2 separate regions of the Mus musculus genome follow, and region 2 is linked to region 1. Evidence: chromatin loops called from intact Hi-C (ENCODE). Cell type or tissue: left cerebral cortex. All regions are shown on one strand. Links, peaks and the distances in the headings refer to the core of each region. The heading gives the core; the rest is flanking DNA.

Region 1 (13,101 bases), core at 3,107-11,106:
CTCTAAGCATATTGTAAAAGGAGGCCTTTGAACTAATTCTCCTGGTCAGTCAGAGTTTATAAACTATTTCTAAGTCTACTCTGTTCCAATTATACTGTTTGACTTTCTTGGGGCAGAAACCCCAAGAAGATCCTGGAGTAATGGCCTGCTAAACAAATTTCTAGATTTGTTTTTATCTGTTCTTAACAGTCTCCAGGGCATAAAAAAGACTTCCACAGAGAGACATATAATGCTATTTCCCTAAAAAATCAGAAGGCATAGTAAGTTTAAGACTTGCCCTAAAAGCACTCAGATATAATTTTCTCAGGAAAAGACATAAAATGAATCATAATGCAGAGCATCCCCAAGAATGAAACATGCAGAGACCAAAACCTAAAAGTGAGAGACAGAATGACAGCGATCACAGCATTTGGCTCAGCATTGCTGGAACTGTGTCAAGCAGCTGTGCTGGCTTCATGACTTGTGCTGTTTCCAGTGGATATGGCCATGCCAAGATTCCACCCATCTTCTGTCTCTGACCAAACTACTGAAGATTAATTCAGGAATATTCTCTCAGAAGGAGCAAGTAAGAGCATGGCAGTGGCTGGGCTTAGAAGCAGTGAAGGAAGGAAGGAAGGAAGGAAAGGAAGGAAGGAAGGAAGGAAGGAAGGAAGGAAGGAAGGAAAGAAGGAAGGGAAGGGCGAGCATCTGAATCCTAAACATGGCACATCTCATATTTTACTAAGCAAAGAAAATACTAGAAATAGATCAGACTCGAGATGCAGAAACATCTCTTCTTTTTCATGAGACAAACAAAAAGGTAGAGCTAGATTGCAATCAATTATACAAAGAACATCCTGTCAACTGTGACCATCTTCTAAATTAAAAAATTACCAACTATGGATGGTTTTCTACACCCAGCATTACTCTCAGGGCTATATTCAATACATGATACTATCAGGGCTAGCTTCAATAGCATCAGCTATGCAGACCCAGCCAGGAGGCATATTTGCATAGTTTCTTGGTTAGCAATGAATTGGAATCACCCTCATCCCTATAATTAAAAAAGAAACAATAAGCATCAGAAGGATTAATCTATCAACTCTTGTATCTAATCTGAAATCAACAAAATTTGGGCAACAGCAAAAAATAAGAAGAAAAAGAGGAAGAAGAGGAGGAGGCAGAGGAAGAGGAGGAAGGAGGAGGAGGAGAAGCAACAGCAGCAAACTCCCACTCAATGAAAGCAAGCTAGAGCCTCATCTCAGAAATAACATGACAGAGAGAAACTGGCACTCAAAGAAACAATAGGCACAGATCAAATTTCAAAATCACAAACAATGAAAGGCTGGAATGATATGTCTCCTCCTAAACCAACTAGTCCTACATGTTCCAAAGAAAATTACCTAAAGGAAACCCAAGACACATAATTTAAAAGAAACTTTATAAACACAGTCAAAATTTCATAAAGATTAAGGAGGACACAAACATGAAAAAAAGGAAAACCTAAGTGAATTTGCAGAGAATCAGAATATACTCCAGAGTAAAAACCAAGTATTTGAAAGCTGAATTCGATAACGAAATAGAAATTCTGAAAAACTGGAGCTGAAGTAAATATTGGATTAAAAACTTAATAACCTAATTAATAAACTCAAGGAAAAGCCCTACAAGTATAGAAATAATCAAGTTGGAAAACAGTTTCAGGACTTGAAGATGAAGTAGGGGAATAAGACACATACTCAAGCATAAGAAAATATTTAGCCAGGAAGCAGGAGTGGGTGTGTTGGTGAGCATGGGAAGGAGGGAGGGGATAGGGGATTTTTGGAGGGAAACCAGGAAAGGGGATAATATTTGAAAAGTAAATAAAGAAAATATCAAATAAAAAATAAAAAATAAAATATTTAAAACACATGAAAGGGGTACTCAGTAATTTTGGAACACTAAGACCAGATCTATGAATTATAGGTGTATAAGAAGACAAATCCTAGGCTAATGGCCTAGATCAAAGAACAAAAGTTCCCCAAAGTAACAGAAGACATTTTTATAAAGTTACAAGAAGCACACAAAACACCAAATATGCAGGACTAGAAAAGAAAATCCCTATATCACATCACAGGTTAAAAAACAAAAATGACCAACCTAGAGAGAGTATTGAATGCTGCAAGAGGAGAGTCACAGTCACATACAAAGAAAACCTGTCTGAGTAACAGCTGACTCCTCAAGGATACATAGACAGCTGGAAGAACCTGGAGCAATGCACCCCAAGTTCTGAAGTACCCCAGATGTTAATCTAGATTACTGTACCCAGCATAACTATGTTACATGATTAAAGAAAGAAAAAAGAAAACCACCAAATCTGTCCTACATATAATTCTACAAGCAACAATTCAGACTGAAGAGAGGCTGATGCAAGGTCATGAGACCACAGAAAGAAAACAAATGCAGTTATAATTATTAAAAGATAAAGTAGAAATAAGAATACAATCAGGAGAGGGAGAGAGAGAGAGAGAGAGAGAGAGAGAGAGAGAACAATCAACATCTTCCATCATACTTTTTACGGAGTTTACATAGTAGCAGTTTATGGCCTAACTCCACAGTCAAAATATATTCATGCTAAATTTCATAGGGAACCACAAAAGAACCTAGACAGGCAAAGTGATCCAGAACAAAAAATAGCAATATGCAAGGATTCCTATACCAAGTCTCAAGCTATCCTACAGAACTATAGTAATAAGAACAGCATGGTACTGACACAAAACCAGACATTTAGAGCATTGGAACAAAGCAGAAGATCCAAACATGAGAGCATGTAACATAGCTGTTTGATACTTGACAAAGTGTCAAAAGTAAACAATGAAAGACAGCATTTCCAATAAATGATGCTGGGAAAACTGAAGGTCCACGTACAGGAGAATGAAGTTAGTCCCAAACCACCCTTCATAAACAACAATTACAAACGGATCAAAGAACTCAATATGAAATCTGAAATGCTGAAACTGGTTAAAGAAAACTTAAGCAGTGTAGGAACAGACTTTCTGAACCAGTTTTCATTTGATCAGAAATCCCACATCTAATAAATGGAACCTCATAAAATTAAAACTCTTCTGTACAGTAACAGAATAATCAATTGAGTAAAAAAAAAAGTCCACAGGGTGAGAGAAATCTTTGAAAAAAATATACCTTATAGAAAGTTAATATGTAGATTATACAAAGAACTAAAAACATAAAACAAAAAATCAAGAAAACAGATGACCCAATTTAAAAATGGGCCATAGATCTGAATAGAGAGCTCCCAAAACAGAAATAAAAACAGCATATATATATTGATTATTCTGTTACTGTACAGAAGAGCTTTAATTTTATGAGGTTCCATTTATATTTATATATATAACAAATTCAACATCCTTAGCAATTACAGAAATGAAAATTAAAACTATCTTGAGATTTCATCTTACCAATCATACTGGCTATGACCAACGAAAGAGTTGACAAGAAATTCTGGAAGAGATATGGGAAATGGATTGAACCCTCATCCACTGTTCATGCACACACTCTGGACTTCAGCGTGAAGATTCTGAAAAAGCTGTAAGTACATCTACCAGGTGATCCAGCTATACTGTTCTTAGCCATGTTCACTATGATTCTGTTCAAAATAGTTAGGAAATGGAAACAATATACTTCAATTGATGAGGGATAATAAAAAAATGGTATACAGACAATGTATAATATTATTTAGTTGTAAAGGAAATTTAAATAATAAAATTTGCAGCTAAATGAGGAACTAGAAAATGTTATACTGAGTGAAACAACCCAGACTCAGAAAAACAAATGTCACAAACACTCTCACGTATAGATTCTAGCTTCAAATATTTAGATGTGAGCACCTGACCTGAAATAACCCCAAAGCCAGGAAAGTAGAAAAGATGCACTAGGGGTTGGGGTTTAGAGAAGGATGGCTCTCTAGGGAGAAGGATATTGGGAACTAGGTTCTATGAAGGAAAACATGGGGAAAGGAAACGAATGGGGAGAGGGAAGAGGAACCAATCAGGAGAGGGAGGAAGAAAATATAGATAACACTAGAATGTTATTAAAGCCATAGGAAAATGTCATTTTATAAGCTTACTAAAACTATTTATATTCATCTATAATACTCCTGCAAAAGAGGAGACAGAAATATCGTATGAAACAGAATATCAGGGTGTTTGCTATAAGATTGTGTCTCCTAGTAATATTAGAAGCTATACCCATAAACCAGACACAACATGACTACCCAAACAGGTAGTATTATATGGATTCAACAGCTTATACGTAGGAATATATATATGTGTGTGTGTGTGTGTGTGTGTGTGTGTGTGTGTGTGTGTGTATATTTATATAGATAGATATATATATACATACACATTCCATATATGTGTGTGCAATAATAATTCATACAAAAGAGGCCAATATAGATATAAATAGTTTATATATACAAATGATTCTATTATTTATTATGTATTGTATGTAACTTATTTATATATTTACATATAATTTGTGTATATATGAACTACATCTATATTGCTAGATAGACTAGATTGATAGATAGATAGATAGATAGATAGATAGATAGATAGATAGATAGATAGACAGACAGATAGATAGATAGATAGATAGATAATATGCTACACTAGGTGATAATGCTCTCCCAAGATACAGACTAAAAAAAAATTTCCATGGACTGGAGAGATGGCTCAGCAGTTAAGAGCACTGACTGTTCTTCCAGAGGTCCTGAGTTCAATTCTCAGCAACCACATGGTAGCTCAAAACCATCTGTAATGGGATCCAATGCACTCTTCTGGTGTGTCTGAAGACAGCTACAGTGTACTCATATAAATAAAAAGAAGACAAAATTTCCAGTGTGAGGCATGGGAAATTTCCCTTTCAGTTGCTGTTTAGGCTTGAAAAAGACTTTCAAAATACTATAAACTATTGCCATTGCCTTTAGTTGTCTCCCAGAAGTTGAAGATAAGAGCCTATTCCTCATACTTAGAAGTCAATCTTGGCCTGACTTTGAAGCCTTCTCATTGAAGACTAATTCCTTTTAGTATTGGAAGATACTGTGCTAGCTACAAGGAGAGAGAAATCAGTCGGTGGTCCTACACACCCGTTAAACCTACAGAACACAATAATGAGCAGCCTGGTGAGATATCCTCAGTGGTGCAATCAGAGTACTTTTATCCTGGAAGTAACTAACAGTGTCTAAGTAGAGTTAAGTCTCCCTTAATGGGTGACTCATGCCTGGGACTATGCACCTAGCTGGAAAAGTCATAGGCCCAGGAGGAAAATGTTTTACTGTTCTTTCTTCTTTAAAGTTTTTGAGGACAAGATCTCACTATGTAACCCTGGCCTGAAACTCACTATGTAAACCAGGCTGGCCTTGAACTTACAGAAATCTGCACATCTTCACCTCTAAGTTCTGCGGTGAAAGGCATGTACTACTACACCTGGCAGCCTGCCATTTTTTAAAAACATTATAATTGCTAACTCTATTTTAAATACCTATCTTTATACCCATAAAAAAGTGTAGTTCCCACTCCCTACCAAAGAGGCTTCTTTTGGCAGCAGATGGAGACCATTGCAAAAATTAACAACTAATCTAAATGCAAAAAAGAAAAAGAAAAAAGAAAACAAACAAACAATTTTTGATAGGGTACCCAGCCCCATCTGCAATGAAAACCAAAAAGGGGACAGAAAGAACTGCAAGTCCTGGAGGATCAGGTATTCTGCTATAGGACAGTGCCTTCTAGATGGGACAAGGAAACTGCACCCCTGAAATCTCCACAATGTGATTGCATAATGACAATGCCACTTGACATGCAAATGTTGAGGGGAAGGGAGTGTCACAAGGCCACATCTCTCTATGAAGAGCTGAAGGCAAATCAGTGGCTGATGAGAGAATCAACTTTCTCCAGGAATAAACCCATTGATAGGTTATCCAATACTATGTGATCAATCCTAACACACACACACACACACACACACACACACACACACACACACACACACAGTGTGTAACATAATTAAAAAGAGGTAATGAATTTGAGAGGGAGTGTGTGACATAGGAAGAGTTGGAAAGAGGAAGAGGGAAGGGTGACTACAAAGGTACTCATATGGAAATCTCAAAAAATGTAAATTAAAATACTACAAAGCTTAATTAGTTTAGCCTGTGATTATAAATAAGATTGGAGAATAGTTTTATACAGTTCAGAAGTTAACCATCAAGTACACAGTGAAAATATAGTTGAATTAGTACCTGGAGTTTTAGTTAAGAAGTTTTATCTTTTTTCTTTTCCTTTTTCTTTTCCTTTTCCTTTTACTTTTACTTTTACTTTTTCTTTTTCTCTTTCTCTTTCTTTTTCTTTTTCTTTTTCTTTTTCTCTTTTCTTTTCTTTTCTTCTTTTTTTTCTTCACGTTTCTGACTTATGGGTAATTTTTAAAATATATTTAGGAAACGCTGGGACATTTTTTAATTTCATTTTGTGTCTCAGGCTGAGAAAGATCTTTATCAAATAGGGAGGCATTTTGTGGTATCATATATTATATAAAAGAGAGCATAGAACATCAGTTAGAAGACTAAATGACCAAAATCTACTTTCTGAAAACATATATTAACTCAGGCAAGGAATTTGATGTTGAAAAATTTGTCAGTTGTGTGCTGCCACCTGCTGATGATGCTTGTAAGCACCACTATTTTTCTTCTATATATGTCTAGACCAGAGAAAATCTGCAATCAAAGGAGACATCCGGTACTTGCAAATAACAATTTCTTAATCTTTTTTGTGCCCATGGAACTTTTTGAAAACATTTTCATAAGAGTGTTTTAAGTACACGGAATAAAATATAGTTACTATTTGTTGAATATGTTTCAACATAAAGATAACAAAATCTAGAACCAGTGTCAAGTCCACTATGGATTTAGACAAGCTGGTAAGTAGCTGATGTTGAGGAATCTGCAGAATGTATGATGATAATGGAATGCATAAGGAGGTGATAACATGGTCACATGTTGCTCATCCTCTCAAACAGAGGGAAGGCTAAATTTCAGACAGGAGTTAGCAGAGAAATATTGCCACTGTTTCCTTTCTAAATTCATACGCTGCATGAATTCTATGCATAAAACTGCAGGATATATAGACTCCAAGTTAACCATTTGATAACCCTATGGCATATTTGATTATCCAACATGAAACAATTATCATCAAAACTTACAGAACTAAAGCCTCATGAAGCTGAAGCAATATAGAAATAACAAAGCAGTTATTTTACTCTCATAAATGATAATCATAGAGAAATGATCATGATAGTGGAGATAATGGATATTTCTAATATTTTTGTAACGATGAATTACTGTGTATAGAGGTATCAAATTTTTGTGGCTTTCTTTGATTTCCTAGTTAACCGACTAAAGTGTGAATTCTAGTTCAAGACTTATTTGAACGATCATGGCTGCATTTCCTCTCTTCCTAATTTTGTTTTTTTTTCTTTTTATTGTTTTCTATATTTCTTTAAACCTTCATTTTTCTTCTTTCTCCCTTGCTCCTTCTTCCACCTAACTTCATTTTTACTTCAGTACATATTTCTTAAATGAATGCCTTTCGGTTTCCATCTGAATTCTGGTTTCCATCTGCACCCAGAGCTATTCCTGTGCCACAGCGCACCATACCCAAATAGCACAAGAAGAGAGCTGACCTCCAAGAAACTCAGACATGCCTGTGAGCACAGGTCAGACCACTACTTCTGCTTAAAGGGACCCACCCAGAGCCCTCAGGACATAGGAACCGAGGTGCAGCCTGGGAGAGGATTCATTCATTTTCCATCTGTACTGGGAGCTGGTCCTGTGTCACAGCCCTCCATACCCAAATTCCTCCCAGAGAGAACTGGTCTCCAGGAGATCTGACAAAAAGGTTTGCAGACAGTCAGAAACAACATGAGTACCTAACACCACAGATAACCAGATGGTAAGAGGCATGGGAAAGAACATAAGCAACAGAAACCAAGGCTACTTGGCATCATCAGAACCCAGTTTTTCCACCAAAGTGAACCCTCATTACCCCAACACACCAGAAAAGCAAGACTCTGAGGTAAAAATCACATCTCATGATGATGATAGAGGGCTTTAAGAGGGACATAAATAACTCCCTTAGAGAAATACAGGAGAACACATGTAAACAGGTAGAAACTCTTAAAGAGGAAACATAAAAGTCCCTTAGAAAACTACAGGAAAACACAACCAAAGAGGTGAAGGAATTGAACAAAACCATCCAGGATCTAAAAATGGAAATAGAAACAATAAAGAAATCACAAAGGGAGATAAACCTGGAGATTAAAAATCTAGGAAAGAGATCAGGAGTCATAGATGCAAGCATCACCAACAGAGTACAAAAGATAGAAGATAGAATATCTCAGGTGCAGAAGATACCATGGAAAACATTGACACAATAATCAAACAAAATGCAAATTGCAAACAGCTCCTAACCCAAAACATCCAGAAAATCCAGAACACAATGAGAAAACCAAACCTAAGGATAATAGGTATAGAAAAGAGTGAAGAGTCCCAACTTAACAAGCCAGTAAATATCTTCAACAAAATTATAGAAGAAAACATCCCTAACCTAAAGAAAGGGATGCTCAGAAATATGAAAGAAACAACAGAACTTCTGGCCCATTGATTGGACCTGAAAAGAAATTCCTACCATCACATAATAGTCAAAACACCAAATGCACTAAACAAAGAAAAAATATTAAAAACAGTAAGGGAAAAAGGTCAAGTAACATATAAAGGCAAACCTATCAGAATTACACTAGACTTCTCACTAGAGACTGTGAAAGCTATAAGATCCTAGGCAGATGTGATACAAACCCTATGAGAACACAAATGCCAGCCCAGGCTACTATACCCAGCAAAATTCTCAATTACCATAGATGGAGAAAACAATATATTCCATGACTAAATTTACACAATGTCTTTCCACAAATCCAGGTCTACAAAGAATAATAGATAGAAAACACCAACACAAGGGAAACTACACCATTGAAAAAAGCAAGAAAGTAATCTTTCAACAAACTCAAAAGAAGATAGCCACACAAACATAAAAATAACATCAAAAATAACAGGAAGTAACAATCACTATACCTTAATATCTCTTAACATCAATGGACTCAATTCTCAATAAAAGTACATAGACTAACAGACTGAATATGTAAAAAGGACCCAGAATTCTGCTGCATACAGGAAATTCACCTCAGTGTCAAAGTCAGACACTATCTCAGAGTAAAGGGCCAGAAAACAATTTTCCTAGCAAATGGTCCCAAGAAGCAAGCTGAAGTAGCTATTCGAATAACAAATAAAATCAACTTCAAATCAAAAGTTATCAGAAAGTATAAAGAAGAACACTCCATACTCATAAAAGGTAAAAATCTATCAAGGATAACTCTCAATTCTGAACATCTATGCTCCAAATGCAAGGGCACCCACATTCATAAAAGAAACTTTACTAAAGCTCAGAGCACACATTGCACCTCACACAATAATAGTGGGAGACTTCACCACCCCACATTCATCAATAGACAGATCATGGAAACACAAACTAGACAGAGACACAGTGAAACTAACAAGTTATAAACCAAATGGATTCAACAGTGTGATGGTTTGTATATTTTTGGACCAGGAAATGGCACCATTTGGAGGTGTGTCCTTGTTGGAATAGGTGTGACCTGGTTGGAGTAGGTGTGTCACTGTGGGTGTGGGCTTAAGACCCTCACCCTAGTTGCCTGGAAGTCAGTCTTCCATTAGAAGCCTTTGAATGAAGAAATAGAACGATTTTATTAATAGACATGTTTGTGCCATGCCTGCCTGGATGCTGCCATGCTCCCACCTTGATGATAATAGACTAAACCTCTGAACCTGTGAGCCAGCTCCAATTAAATGTTGTTTTTTATAAGACTTGCCTTGGTCATGGTGTCTGTTCAGTAAAACACTAACTAAGACAAATAGGTATCAATAGACATTTTTTCCTAAAGCAGAAGATTCTTAGCACCTCATTGTACCTTCTCCTAACTTGACCATAAAATTGGTCACAAAACAGTCCACAACAGATACAAGAAGATTGAAATAATCCCACGCATCCTGTTAGATTACTACAGACTAAGGTTGGTCTTCAATAGTAACAAAAACAACAGAAAGCTCACATACACATGGAAGTTGAACTACACCCTACTCAATGATAACTTGGTCAAGGAAGAAATAAAGAAATTAAAGACTTTTTAAATTTTAATTAAAATGAAGGCACAACATATGCAAACTTATGGGACACAATGAAAGCTGTGCTAAAAGGAAAACTCAGCTCAGAGTGCCTCCAAAAAGAATCTGGAGAGAGCATAGACTACCAGCTTAATAGCACACCTGAAAGCTCTAGAACGAAAGAAAGCAAATACATCCCAATAAATAATCAAACTCAGGGCTGAAATCAAACAAGCAGAAACAAAAAGAACAATACAAAGAATCAACCAAACCAGGAGCTGGTTCTTTGAGAAAATCAATGAGATAGATATACTTTTAGCCAGAAAAACAAGAGTACACAGAGACAGTATCCAAATTAACAAAATCAGAAATGAAAATGGAGATATAACAACAGAAACTGAAGAAGATCCCACTACAAAAGCCTATACTGGAAAATCTGGATAAAATGGACAATTTTCTAGACAGATACCAAATACCAAAGTTAAATCAGGATCAGATAAACCATAAAACAGTCCTATAATCCCTAAAGAAATAGAAGCAGTCATTAAAAGTCTCTCAAGCAAAATAAGCCCAAGACCAGGTGGGTTTAGTGCAGAATCCTATCAGACCTTCAAAGAAGACCTAATATCAACACTCTTCAAACTATTCCACAAAACAAAGACAGAAGGAACACTACCCAATTCACTCTATGAAGTCACAATTATGGTGTGTGCTCTCCTTTGGAGATGGAACAGTTTCTGTCTTATCAGGAACCTGTCACAATTTCTTTTCATAGAGGACTTCATAGGAGATTTTTTTTTCCTACTTCTATCGTGTTTAACGTTCCAGATAGATTTTAAAAACTGGTTAAGTGCATATTACTTTTAGCCTCTGAAGATATTATGTATATTAAGAGGCATTTAACTATTATAAATTATTTTGATGACTTAAAATTGTCAATACTGAGTTGTATATTTTAAGATAAATTCTATTAGTTTAATAAAGAAACTGAAAGTAAAAAAATAAAAATGGAAATAAATGAGTGCTGAATATCACAGCTAGCCAGTATGGCCAGTGGTCCAATGATCACGCCGCTAGAAAACATAAGCTGCAACATACCCCATTATCTGTGACACTTTCTGAAGGGACTCAACAGTAATTTGTATCTTTATGATTTTTTTTAAACTTTACAGAAGTGAGATATATTAGTCACAATCAACTAAATCCATCATCTCTTTCATATCTCACTTTCTCTTGTGCTATTGTTTGCAGAGTTCCTGGAAATTATACGTTCTATTGTGCTTAGAAAGAACTGAGGGTGGCAGCTTAAATAGCACCTTCTGGTTCTATGAAAAATAGAATAATAAAGAACGCTTTCAGATTAGATCCAGCTCAAACTTTGTCCTGTGCAGTGTCTCTAGCATTAGGGTTATACTTTCAATGGCTGAGAGAAATAATTGTGGAATAACAGTATTTTACACACACACACAATATAACAGTATATCATTGTTTGGGTAGTTTTTTGGATGCCCCTTACCAATAACTTGAGTGAATTATTTCACGTGTCAGATATTTGTTCATAGATTATGACATACACATATACATATATACACATATATATGTGTATATGTACATATAAACATACATTTATATATGCATAATTTTAGGTAGATATGAAATAATATGATTTCTGATGGCTTTTCAACCAAATTTTGTGGGTTTTGTCCCTCCTTACCTCCCTCCCCAATCACAGTTCCCTTCGCATTTTTTTTCCCATTTCCCTTTCATATCACTGCTATCTTGCTAGTCCTTTTCTCTATTCCTATCACCTATCCCTGCCACAATCCCTTTTTACTTCTCTGGTTTCTGCTTATTCTAGGTTATATATGAAATTTGGAGCTAGAAACCATAAATGAGAAACACACAATGTTTGTCTTTCTGGGTCTGGGTTACCTCACTCAATAAAATATTTTCTAAGTCCATCCATTGACCTACAAATCAAATGGTTTTATTTTACTTTACATCTGGATACTGTTTATTATGTACATTCACCAAACTTTCATTATGCATTCATCAACTGAAGAGCTTGTAGGTTGATTCCATTTCCTAATGATTATGAAAAAAGTGGCAATTAACATGCTGAGTAAGTATCTGTGTAGTAGAATGTTAAGTCCTTTGGACATATGATGAGAAGTGGTATAGTTGGCTCACATTTAGTTTAGCTTTTTGAGGGATCTATATACTGATTTCTTTTTTGTTTGTTTTTTAGTTTTCTGATCTATTATTTTTTCAATTTTTATTAGATATTTTCTTCATTTACATTTCAAAGGCTATCCCGAAAGTCCCCTATACCCTCCCCCCACCCTACTCCCCTACTCACTCACTCCTACTTCTTGGCCCTGGCATTCTCTTGTACTGGGGCATATAAAGTTTGCAAGACCAAGGGGCCTCTTTTCCCAATGATGGCCAAATGGGCCATCTTCTGCTACATATGCAGCTAGAGACACGAAATCTTTGGGTACTGGTTAGTTCATATTGTTGTTCCACCTATAAGACTGCAGAACCCTTCAGATCCTTGGATACTTTCTCTAGCTCCTCCATTGGGGGCCCTGTGTTCCATCCAATAGATGACTGTGAGCATCCACTTCTGTATTTGCCATACACTGGCATAGCCTCACAAGAGACAGCTATATCAGGGTCCTTTCAGCAAAATCTTGCTGGCATATGCAATAGTGTCTGCGTTTGGTGGCTGATTATGGGATGGATCCCCAGATGGGACAGTCTCTGGATGGTCCATCCTTTTGTCTCAGCCCCAATCTTTTTCTCTGTAACTCCTTCCCCGGGTATTCTGTTCCCTATTCTAAGAA
Region 2 (13,101 bases), core at 3,498-11,497, 170 kb before region 1:
TCTCAACAGAATCCCTAGGTAAGCCCTGAGTTGTAGCTGAAAGATGATATCTCTGAGAGGTTTGAATGCCAGCCAGGCTGCTTACTACCCCACTCTCAAGCAGTTTCTAAAAAAAAGGAGTAACACCCCCTTAATAAGTAGTTGTGTGAATTATAGCTGCAATTTTTGCAAACAAATACTCAGTTATAATAGTTCTTGTGGTGTTGTTTAGCACCATCTACAGCAGCTCAGTAGACTTCACAGTGTTGCAGCAGCAGCTCAAAGGGGCTGTCTCCAAAGCCATCTACACTCTTGGAGTTAGTAATGCAGGAGAGGGACCGGAACATTTTGCAGTGACAACTCTAAATACTTAATACATTGTCCATTTCACAACATAGTAAACGCCTGTTGTCTGCTTGCTTTCATATCATTGCACAAGACTTTGTGAGGAGCCACCTACTCTATACAGAGACAGAGTGAATAGTGAATTGCTAGAGGGAGTGAGGGCCAGACTTCCTGCTGAGTCTCTCTGGGTCCCCAGCCCTTTTCCCTAATCTCCATCTTAACTTTCCATCTGTCACTGGTTCCCTTGCACCAGAGGCACAGTCAGCCAGTCCCCTAAGCTCCCCCAGGGCGCTAGGCTCCCTGAGCTGTGGGCCTCGAGGGCTGGCTGGGTAGGAGCTCGCAGGGAGGCTGCTGCCTGTCTGGGTGCAGGCGGGACTCAGCCACTGGGGCCTGGTCACAGCGGAGGGGCGCGCCTAGCTGGCGTGGATCTGCCCGCACGTGAACTCCACCTCCTTGCTGGCTCACCGCCCAGCGTAGAAGCTGCTGGTCTCCGCCCCGCTGCAGCGCCGCCTCAGCTCTTGGCATAGTAATCTCAGTTCCTGATCGCGCAGAGCTGGCTCCTGGCTGCAGGGGACTGCTCAAGTCACCCAGCAGCAGTGTGGCAGAGCCAGGGCTGGGAATCGACTAGAAGCCCAGCACCGCGCAGACAGCGGCCCAGCGGGGGACACCCCACCGGAGCAGGTAAGCCCGGAAAGGAGCCGCCCCCGCGGCCACCTGGCCCAGTGGCCAGCCTTGGAGACCGGAGCCTGGCAATGTCCCTGTGCTGGTGAAGGAGGAATTAGGTCCCACATTTGTTCGTGGATCTTTTGCCTGTTGCTTATGGTCCCCAGCCGCTGCTGCCACCCTGCTCCTCAGGAGGGGCTGTGCGCCCTGCAGGTGATGTATATCTCTGCAAGGTTATTACTCCCTTAAGCTCTGACCCAAAGGTAAAAAGAAAAAAAAGAGAAGCCGCTTGCTGCTTCTGAGCTAGAAATCCTAATCAGTAAGATATGCACACAACGAATACTCGAAGAAGGGTGTGTGTGTGTGATTGCCTTCTTTATTATTTTCCTATGATTATTTGCTGTAAGGTAAAAACTTAGTCGTATTCAATATGCTCGATTATATGTGTGTATGTGTGTGTATTTATTAATACATTTGCATGTATATTTCTTCATGAGGTCGGAAGGGAGAGACGAGGAAGGTCGACTGAGGATGATAAAGGGAAGTCATTGTAGAGCATGTTCAGTGTCTAGAGGTGAACTTTGGAACCACATTCAATCATGGTAGCAAGTAGAAGTGGTAAACCTGTCTCCGGGTACATTATGACAAAGGCCTGACATGTTCTTCTAGTACACAGCAACAGGGAAGTGGAAAGAGGAGTCTTAGACACTGGAAAGTAGATTGAGGTGGAGGAAAGGCAGCCTAGGCACATCAGAGTTCAAGGGCTTTTGAAGGGGTGTTAAGCGAGGTCACTGGTTGCATGTAGGCAGTTCAAGGTTGGGATGATGTGAGAGCAGCTGAGTAGGTGGGGGAAAGGCAAAAGCCTAGAGGGGTTGGGAAAGAAAGGAGCTTTAGCTAGCCATCCAGCTGGGAACCACCTTTCTGAAGGTGTTTGCTGCCTTCCTTCCGTTTTCACAACAGTTTTGTTCGAGATCCGTAGGTCCATGTTTTCATTTTATTTATTTATATTTTTTTCATGGAATCTGGGTCATGACAGGACTGGAAGAAACTGAAGTGTTTACACCACCAGAAAGATTTGGAGAGAGAGTGATTAAGGCTTAGCTTCATGAAATATTTACACAGCTCTTGCGTGGGCTTTTGTTTGCTCTTGTTGGCACTTCTGCATATTTTACCTTGATAATGCTTTGAGCATACCTCTCCTGAATGAGCCTATTTTTTTCGTTATAAACTATTCTTTTCTTCCCATGGTGTTCACCATAGGCCTGCCCTGAGAAACAGTGGTGGGAATAGAGATAATGAGTCACAGGGCAAAGAAGTCTTCTCTATTGCTCTCCTCCAATGGACAGAGTATTCATAGATAATGTTCTCTGACAAAGAGTCACAGAGAATGTGTTTGGTTTCGGTCGAGTCTGTGTGCCCCATGGGTGTGTGCATGTGTTTAGTGGAACAACTGTATTGATTGTAAACAGGAAAACAACGTATCAATCATCACTCCTATCACCAGACAGGATGTTCAGTCATTAAAAGGAGTTCCAGAAACATACCAGGGACTCAAGGAGACACAGCAAATGAGGATCTGCTGTGATGTGCCAAGACCTAATCACCAAGTACTGTTGTGGACATGGCATGGCACAACATGGCACCCTCACAGGATAGAGGGCTGAGGAACTAACTGAATCAGGTCAACTGTGGTTGGAGAGGAAGTGAGCTTCCAACAGGATGCACTAAAATTTCAGTGATTGGTTGTCTCAAAAGACTTTCCCAGCATAATTATTGGTTCCTCTAAAATTTTCTTGATTATGCCTGAAATATACCAGAAAAGATGTATTTAGACAGAGCTATCCTTCATTGTTAGAGTTTTGTCACAAATCTGCAACTTACAGGGAAGCCTATAACTACCAGGGATGGAGTCACAGAATGACAAAATAATGGCTTCTGACACAGAGGGCACACTTTTCTCCACAGTTGCACTGGGGATCTCCAGGGCTGGTGTGCTCTCTCCTTTATGGGCTCCTTCAGTCATCCATTCAACATGTATCTCAATGAACAAGGCATGACACTCAGATGTGAAATACAAGAATAAATAAGACACAGTCCAGGCTTACAACATGCAATGACATGACAGATGGTGACAGCCAAAGTCCTTTGGGAAGAGGCTTCAGAAGCCAGGCTGAGGAAAGCACAAGGCAAGTTTCCCAGGAACCAGAACAACGAGAGCTGCTGCCTTGGTTAAGAGGTGCTGAAAGGGCTTTAAGTAAGCAGGGGCTCAGGAAGGCAATCCTGTCAGCACATAAAGGTAAAAGATGGGGAGAGAGAAGGAAGCAGAGTCTATCCCCAAGCTCTGTCCAGAAAGGCTTCTTCTACCTCAGCCTTCAGGAGGCCATTCTGTTTAGAGAAAATGAATCTATTCATATTGGGGCTGTTCTAGATTGATTTGGCTTACCCACATTATATCCTCCAAAGATCTACAAATGATCTTTGGCTTAATTTGCAATTGTCTGCTCAGAGGACAGAAGGGCCTTTGAGATAAGTCATGACTTCCTGTGCCTCAGCTGCTTCATCCCCAGTGTCCATGGCTGCTCTGCATGCTGTGAAGTAACTGAAGGAGGGAAGATTGAGTTTATAGAAATGACTAAGAAATTCAGGAAATCTTTCCTGGTTTTATTTATTTTATTTTATTTTATTTTATTTTATTTTTTGATTTTCTGAGACGGGTTTCCCTGTGTAGCTCTGGCTGTCCTGGAACTCACTCTGTAGACCAGGCTGGCCTCGAACTCAGAAATCTGCCTACCTCTGCCACCCAAGTGCTGGGATTAAAGGCATGAGCCAGCACTGCCTGGCCCTGGTTTTATTTTTAACCTGTATTTCTTAACTCTTTACTCATTTGCTTTGAGACAGGGTCTTGCTCTGTGGCACAGGCTTCCCTTAAACTTACAATCCCCCTGCCTCAGCCACTCAAGTTCAGTAATTATATGGTATGTATTATCACACCCAGCTTGCCATCTTATTTTTTATGATAACAGAACTTAGGGATAAAGTATGGATATTAGTGCCTACACAAAGTACTTATATATCTCAAATGACTCTAAATGGCAAATGTCACCAACAAATAACAATTAACTCTAGGAAATGGGCCAAAGAGAACCCAAGGGACACATGAAAGTTTTCAATAACTTTTAAGTGAAAGAAACAGTTGTTATCAACCCCATAGTCATAAGTGACCTTCTAGACTTAGATATTTCAAATTTCAGATACCAAATGACTATGGAATCAGTTTAGTGAATGTGGTCAGTGTTTTGATTGCTGAATATATGAGTGAGCAAAATAGCATACAAGAATAGATGCTGCCCAGGGAACTTTTAAATGGTCTGTTTGCGTGTATGTACATAATGAACCATGGTGTGTAAGTGTGTACTTCCTGTTGCCCATGTCCTGAGTAGTCTGAGTGTTAGTGCTTTAGGTGATAGAGAGGCTTCTAGTTTGCAAGATACAGCGGTTGAAGTAAGAGATCCACACACAGGCTTTTACACCCTCTGCTGAGCAGCAAAGCTGTGTCACTGAAAAGGCCACCCCTAGAACTAACCAAATAAGTCAACAGAAATCCAGAGGGCATAGCGCTTGGTGTGGATTTCAACTGAGAAGCTAAAGCAAGGAAACAGAGCTTGAGTCAGGTCATGAGTGGTGGTTGGATTGAGTGGGCGGTGAGACAAGGGTGGTAAGTAAACATGTAGAAAATAGATATTTACTACAAAGAAACCATCCACTCATGAATCAAGCCCCAGCTGCCCACTTCTCACCCCCTACTCTGCATCCCCAAGCCACCCTGCCTAGCAACAGCAACACTCAGTAATGTAGCAAAACTCTGGAATACCGCATGTTGCTATTAACGGCAGCCTTCAAGCGGTACCCAAGATCTTTAAACTTGTTCTTCCTACAGGTCTTAGGTCTTCAAGTGTGTATCATTTGCCCTACAGCTTGCCATTCCTCCTCTCCTCCCTATAACTGCTCTCTTATTTGCTAGTTCTATATAGACAGCATTTTATGTTGTTAATTATTTTATTTCTAAAATTTATTTTCTTAATACTTGTACTTTAAGAAAATCTAGTGAGAATGGCCATGACCACATGAACCTGTCCTTTTCTGACATTTTCTTCTTGTTGCCATCATTTTCTTGTTGGACCTGGACTCAGTTGAATATGATAACTGAACTACTGACTATTGACAAGATGTACCACAGTGTAGCATGACTCACTTCTCAGAACACAGCTCCAGTCATTGGAACAGAGGGGCAGGGGGTGATAAGGTGATTGTCACAAGTTCAAAAAGGGAGCACCCATCAGGAGCAGAATCCCAGGCTGGGCACCATCACTAAGCAGCCACAAGCACCAAATGGGAGCACAGCATACGCCATATTTTCTTTCCTTTGGTTGTTTTGTGTTTTCACTGTCATCTTAGTGCAATGTTTAAATACGTTTGTGTGAACTTCTTGGTTTGGCAAAATGGCTCAGTGGATAAAAGCCCTTGCTGCTGAGCCTAGTGATCTGAGTTTTATTTCACAAGAATAGATGCTGCCCAGGGAACTTTTAAATGGTCTGTTTGCGTGTATGTACATAATGAACCATGGTGTGTAAGTGTGTACTTCCTGTTGCCCATGTCCTGAGTAGTCTGAGTGTTAGTGCTTTAGGTGATAGAGAGGCTTCTAGTTTGCAAGATACAGCGGTTGAAGTAAGAGATCCACACACAGGCTTTTACACACTTTGAGGTGCAACAAAGCTGTATCACTGAAAAGGCCACCCCTAGGACTAAAAGGGAACCTCCAGGGAGTGCACCCTGCCTCTCCCACATACTCAACCAGTCACTCAATCAATCAATCAATTAGTCAATGTAGTGCAATAAAGATTAATAATTAAAAAGGCAATTAGCACCTGCATGTTCTGCTGTAGGTGGCCTACTGCTTATGTGGGTAGAAAAGTAAGAAGAGAAAGGTTTTGAGCCTCTGAAAACTCTTTGAATTTCTCCAAGCTCTTGCTGTTTCTGCTCTGGAATAAAAACATGCTGTGATATTGAGCCCTTCTGAATGAAGCTACGTCTTTGTCTTTATTCAGAACAACAATGCCAGGACACAGACTCAGCAGCATGAATTCTTTGACTTGGAGTCAAATATAAGAACTTAGGTGTTTTCTTATTCCATCCTGGACAGCATGCTCATCCTTCTTTCCTACAATAGAATGTTTAGATTAGTAGTAATCTGATGCTTTAGCACTCAAGTCAGGTTTAGGATGATAATATTGAAGGCTGCATTGGACTTGAAAAGGCATTCTTGAAATCCATGAGGAAATGCATATATAACCTTACAGTTTACATGACTTAGTGTGCTGAATCCCAGTGAGAAAACCACTCACAACTTTTTCATTGGGCATATGTTGGAGCTAGCAACACAGTGGTAGCACTCCAGTGTTCAAGCTTGTAATTAAATTCCCTTATCTTGAAACTCATCAGAACTTAAGCTCAGACCATTAATTATAGACAGTAATAACTGACCCATGGCAAGAGGACTAAATGAAATGACCTCGTGGTTTCTAATACCAAATTCAGAGGTGGAGCTTAGAAATCTGCGTATAAGTATACGTGTATGTGTTTGTGTATGTGTATTTTCCAAAAGATTTTGGAGAATTATAAAGTTGCAGAGGAGTCTCTGTGAAGTTAGAGCCCAGGCACAGGGTGAGGATGGCCATTGGGGCGAGGAGCAGGGGAAGATGAGTGTGGCTGCTTGCTGTTAGAGTCCCCTCCTTGGATCCTTGGAGGCAGGAGAAAAGACTAATTATTTAGTTTTCCTTTAAAATTGAGGGGGAGTTTAAGTTACAAGTTTCTTACCATAAAGTAAAATGGAAGATGAACAGTGAAAAATATCTCTGTGTTTTATTCAGTATCTGTTTCCTACTGAGCTACAATTCACAATGAAAACTTGGAAGGAAATGCTGAATTTTGCAGTGGCGAGAATCTGTATACTATACTCACTAAGGCCAATGTGTGGACCCAGCTGTGTGGACTTCAGACCATCTCGGCCATTATAATCTGAGATGTCAATAAAATTGTGGAGACCAGCTGGATAATCTTGAGCAGAAGGGGTTCCATTTGAAATGCTTAATTTCTAGATCCTAAAGAGGATGCATTTCATGCTTGCTACTGCTAGGAAGTTTGTTGTAATCAGGATTCACAGGCATGACACTTTCAGAACCAAGAAAACCATTTCAAAGACAGCAGAAGAAGACTAAGCCACAGGTATTTCTTGGACCTGATGTTGTTGATTGAGTAGCAGCTATCAGAGCTCCAATCCTCCTTCAAAATTCACATTTGCATTTAACAATTTTATGAAAGATTACGAGAATATATTTTAAGCATAAATTGCAAACAAAACATCAAAGTGGGAGGAAATCTAGTTTGTGATGCACAAGATATTGATAATTCTTTATTATTTTTCAGGGTTATTGATTATAAATAGTCTAAATGTTAAGAAGTCATATTGTGTCAATGGGAAGTTTATTATAGTGTGTGCAACTTAGATTAAATGCAATCCTTAAAGGAGTAGAATACTTGTGTTAACTCTATTTTCTACATAATCTGAGCATGTTTGTTTCAGTACTCGTGGCCCACTGATTTCTGAAGTGTAACCAGCTCTGCCCATACCCTGCTCTTAGTGAATACACTATGCAAATTCTCCACGCTGCAGAATTTGGCATTGATTCCAGATTTTCATTCTGAATTGTGGCCCTGTAGAAGAGAGATACTGAATAAAACAAACATTTCTTGTTGTTCTCAATCTGTGTTAGTCTGTGATAAGAATGTGCTTTCCCATGATAAGCTTGTATAAATTGTTCAGAAATGCTCGTGCTGTTTATTGTGAGATCTGCTTCATTCAAATTTGGTTTTGTCTTTGAGGTGCGGCTTTTATATATAAATGCTCATTACCTCCAAGTCAGTTTCTCACTGCATACAATCATAAGTTGATGCTCGGCTATTTCCATAAACCCTCCTTGATTCTTCAGCACTGGATATGACATAATTGAATCCATAGTATGAATGTTTCAACATATGCTTAGTGTATCATTATTTGAGCTTGCCCTTCAGAAAACTCTTCTATAAATTATTTCTCCTTAAAAATGATAATCAAAATAAATAGTTAGATGCTGGTTTTATGTTCATGTTAAACATTGTCTGAAAGCAGTCAGAGAAGAGACATCTGACAGGTAGGGGGATAGTTGCTGAGCTCTGAGTAGGAGTGTCAAAAGACTTTGCAATCCCCACCACCTGCCCATGATTTCTAGTCAGATTCTCAGAACAGAAGAAAGCATCCCAGAGATCTTCACTGCGTGGGTCTCAGGCTTGGGCACTTAGAAACTGAAACCCACAAGTCTGCAACCCAGCAAAAGCATCATTGCCCACCGTCAAGATATTTGTGTTTCATCAAGGATGACATCTATTATAAAAACATGAAATACTGGCCCACAGTGTCTGGGCTGGCACAAGACAGTTGCATATGCTGTCACTTTATTACAGTCTCCACTTCTGTCTGCTGTCCTTCTGACCTTGATGTTTCCTTGTATTTAACCCTTCTGCTTTATTCTGAAATTCACTCAGAACTCAGAGGTACAGGTCTTAGGACTGTACTGGATATTCCTAGGGTGCCATAGGACTCTAAATTCCAGGTCTCAACAGAGCAGAAAGATAATTATCCTGCATACAGCTAATTCCCAGGAATTGGTAAGCTTAAAAGTTTCCATTTTCAAAATATGTAGATTATATAAAAGCTTAATGAATGCAAATTGAGTTGACCTAGTCTATTAGTAGCAGAGTTTTCTTTTTTCATGTGGTGGCTTGCTTGCTTTATTTTAACTGTCTTAAAATTGAAATCATTATCAGTTTTTACAGTAATTTATCTTTTTTTCTTCTGAAAAGAGCCAAGGCTCAGATTTTATCTTGAATTGCTTTACATAATTTTAAATGTATCATATGTTTATATGGCATATTTGCATAACCTTCTGAAAGCCCAGAGCAAGTCCTAGTCTTTTGAGTAGGGGTGTTTGAGTTAAATTCTCAAGAGTAGCATGGACACATATCCCAGTTCCTGTCTGGGTCATGAAGGCTGAGATATGCTCTCTAAGATGATATGTGGGTTGTGCATACAACCCTTCTCCAAAGCTCATCACTAACACAGTTGACACTGGATGGCAGAATTGTGCTACTGATATGCCTAAAGATGAGGTGACTTTTGTCAAAATTGATGAGTCTGTGTTGCACAGAAAGACAAATGCCCCTCTGCTTATTCTGTTTGTTTGTTTTTAAGAAAGGGTTTCCTGTATCTCAGGCTGCTCTCTGGTTGTGTGGTTGGAGATGACCTTGAACTTCTGACCCTCCTGTCTCTACATGCAGAATGTTGGGGGAAATGTATACATTACCATGTTCTGTGGTGATGGGAATCAAACCCAGGGCTTTGTTCTCTTTAGGCACTCTCCTGACTAAAATGTACCTCTTTGAAACAACAGGATGCTAATCAGAGGCCAATCTTTAAGTAGCAAAAGCTGCCTCGATAGGTCTGACAGGCTCTCATCTTTTCTCAACTTTCCGTCCTCATGAACACTTTGCAAGCCTCCCCCACACCAGGCCTCCTACCTTACTTCTAAAAACATCTTCTCATCTAATTATTAATCCTAAAAGTGTTGGTGCATAGGCAACTTCATGCCAAAAAGACAGTGTTGAGAACAGAATCATTTTAAGAGAATAGAGAGCACAATACTATATCCACTCTGCACTCTCTGGAGAAGTACCATTTTCTTGTGTCATAAGAAGTGTGCAGATGAAGGTGCCATGCTCTCTGAGATGTAACGATAACAAGGAGGCAATAATGAATGACAAAATTCTTCAGAGATGGTTATCTTTTTCTTAATAATAATTAATACAAAAAGTAATATTTTAGACTGCCAAGTGATTCTTTTAATATTTGAAACTTCAATGATGGCTGATTAAAAGACTGCCACTGTGGCTTTTGTGGTTTCTGAGTGGAGGGCTTCTGGGGTTAAAATGTAAGGAATGAAATAGGGATGTGTCATGTTCTTCTGCTTTATATACTAATGAAAAGTATTGCTGGAATTATTCTGGAGCTGGCTTTTAAAATGTGGCTGGGGAAGACACTGATTGGAGGAAGTGCATTTCTTTAGTCATTGGTCAAAGCACTAAGCCTGCACTGTCTGCTAGGGATCCATAGTTGACAGAACTAGTCATTTAAATAAGCCCCAGACTCCTGGAATACTTCTACTGGTAACTATGATTTGCCAAAGTTATAATGGGCCATTTTCCTGACCAAGGGCTTGGGAATTCCTCTTGTAGCCTGACAACAAGCATCCCTCCTCTGTCCCACATATGTCTTCCTTCCTGCAGGCACCAGTAATTAAGGTTAGCTTCTGCGCATCTTCAGTTTGACTGCATGTTGGGCTCATCCAGGTTCCTTTCTTCCCTGGTAGGTCAAACTAAAAAACTAGCAGTCAAGAAACAGGGCAAACTGAGCAATGAAGCAGATGCAAGAAAAACCTTGCAGTTTCTGCTGATGGCTAGCTATTGCACAGGAAATCTCTCTGGTGTGAATTTGTCACAGCCTTGGTGAAACTTCAAGGAAATAACTACAAGTAAGAGAAGCAAGAATGACATTATTACAGAATTCATTTCATTATCAAGATGCTATAATAATATAACATAAATAATATAACAGAGAGAGAAGTGTCATTATTCTGAAAAACCATTGCTAGACTAGCTGGTGATACTTAATTGTTAAACAGTGCTTAGAGACCATTGGTTTGGATAGTTGCTTAAGACTTGGGGATAATCTCTACCCTAGGACCCCATTACTGGGGCTCCCCTACCAGAATGCTGGAGATATCCAGTTTTCCATTGCTGCTCTTTAATGTCCCAGTTCCTCTTGTATCCACTTCCATCCCCAACCCCCACCCCACCCCACTGGTGCTATTCATCCTCTTCTGTGGGCCTCTTCTGCAAGGCCACACGCAGGTAAATGAAGTAACAATACATGCCTCTGGCTTCCGGTACTTTCCCAGGGCGACTCTTTGTTTTGAACCTAAACTAGGAGGGAAGTGCCCTGGCCTTATGGAGAGGAGGTTAAAGGGCAGGAGAGGAGGTTAAAGGGCAGGATGCCAGTCTGTAGTAAAAGAGCAACTAGTCCTGTGGGGCAGATGTGAGGGGGAGTGAAGAGGGAGCAGGAGGTGAAAAGAACCTTGCAGGAACTCTACAGTGTTGGCTTCAGGCAAGAGGAGAACTCCAGTATATTCCTGGGTTTTTTGTTTGTTTGTTTGTTTGTTTGTTTGTTTGTTTTTTGGTTTTTTTTTTAATTCATTACAACCCCTGTCAAGGCCCCCTTCCCTCCTCTCTTCCCAGTCCCAGGCTAACAAACTCCTCTCCTCATTGCTCCTTCCCTTCTTCTCAGAGAAAGGGGAGCACCCCCCCTCCTTGTGTACCACCCTACCCTGGGACATCTGGTCCCAGCAGGCCTAGGCATATCATTTCCCACTGAGGCCCAACCATCTACTTATTAAAATATGAGTGAGATAACAGACTGCATCTCATACAACCCTCAAAATGTTTTCAGATTCGCTGTCAGTGGTACTTACCCTGCTGGACCCATTTCTCAGGAAAGCTTGAATTTCAAAATGAGGAAAGAGGTTCCACAAACTACTGAAGGAAGCTCTATACATTCAGTAATGCAGCCACCAAGCTATGTGCTTCCCAATGCCATTCCACACTGTCCCTCAGAAATTATCAATAAGAAGGACTAAGCCAGATTTCATAAACAAATTTCTTTCAAGTTGGGTTTCTTTTCATGTCACTTTAAAAATAAATAGGAGAACTTCTGAAATAGTCATAAGACATATCTTTGAGTGAGTGGTTAAGTTTAAGGAAGAGCCCTTTACGTCTACAAATCATTGTATAGGCAATAAAACCTGCAAACATGACTTTATCAGAATATCCAGGTAACACATATGTTCGGTAAACAGCATTTCTTTGTTTCTCAAAAGCAAAACTAAGTGCATGCTCTCAAATCACGTGCACAGGCAGTGCACACATGTGCGCAAGCACGTGAACAACTGCATGAACAGCAAGAAAAGCCAGGCCTATGTCACTGTTGAACTTGCTGTGGACTTTGGACTTAGGAACTATTTATAGAACTGGTGTTTCCAAGGTTGATGTTTGAATCTTAGATGATCATTACTCAGAAACATTAAGCAATGCCCTACGATAGCTTGTAGCCTACTATTCTACATAAAACTGAAAACTGAATTTGTTTTTACACAGGACACTGGAGACAGTCTTTAAACTCCAAGGCCAGGCAAACACTGAAGTATTCATTATTGCTCTTGGTGGCACTCATTATCGAACCCTGAATTATTAGGGCCTGACACATTCAGCGAGCTACTTCACTGAGCCCAAGCTATTGTTCTGATGCAGTAGTAAGGTCAAAACAAGTTTTAAATGTCATTGATATTTTCTCAGTAAATAAGAAATTGAAGGAATTCTCTTCCGGGGTGGTCTTGTCCTGCTCCTCACCCTCTGGTGGTCAGTCATCCACCACTGTTAAAACCTTGTCTGTTGCAAAAGTGGTGGCACAGGACTCTGCGCTGCTGTGTCTGGAGGCTTCCAGAGTGACCTGTGACATAAACTTAGTTGGCATAAATATACTTCTTAGTTTAACAGTTATGAAAATAGGAGTATCTCTTTTAAAAATATGTGGCTGGTAACTATTGGACTGAGCTTGGTGGTCCCTGGTGAAGGAGATGGAGAAGGGACTGAGGGAGCTGAGGGGGTTTACAGCCCAATAGAGGGAGCAACAGTGTCAACAGGCAAGACTCCCCGGAGCTCCCGGGGACGGGACCACCAACCAAAGAATACACATGGAGTGACCGATGGCACTGGCCACATATGTGACAGAAGATGGCCTTGTTGGACATTAGTGGGAGGAGAGACCCTCAGGCCTGAGGGTGTTCTATGCCTCAGTGTAGGGGAATGCCAGGGAGGGAGGATGAGAGTGGTTGAGTGGAGGGGGGGGGGAGG

What was found. Hi-C counts contacts between places; a loop is a spot of excess contacts. Peaks named below come from ENCODE experiments on the same cell type or tissue, not always from the same donor. Only the 100,000 strongest peaks of a DNase experiment are listed, where the experiment ranks them.
Region 2: a loop joins it to region 1, with 2.3 times the contacts of the local background. A loop is called at or near these places in 5 of 42 quality-filtered maps.

Annotation. Positions count from the first base shown.
Region 1 is chr6:59,243,460-59,256,560 of GRCm38, reverse strand. No RefSeq gene overlaps it. Among named protein-coding and RNA genes, the nearest start is that of Tigd2, 41 kb to the right of the region's middle. In left cerebral cortex, for the core only: CTCF peaks have their summits at 5,340, 5,549 and 6,682 (motif pointing left); a DNase peak (open chromatin) is centred at 6,680.
Region 2 is chr6:59,414,064-59,427,164 of GRCm38, reverse strand. Gprin3 (GPRIN family member 3) reads left to right here and starts at 859. Exons shown (of 2, transcript NM_183183.3): 1 at 859-1,005. In left cerebral cortex, for the core only: no CTCF peak of the experiment used is centred there; DNase peaks (open chromatin) are centred at 4,749, 7,836, 8,340 and 9,185.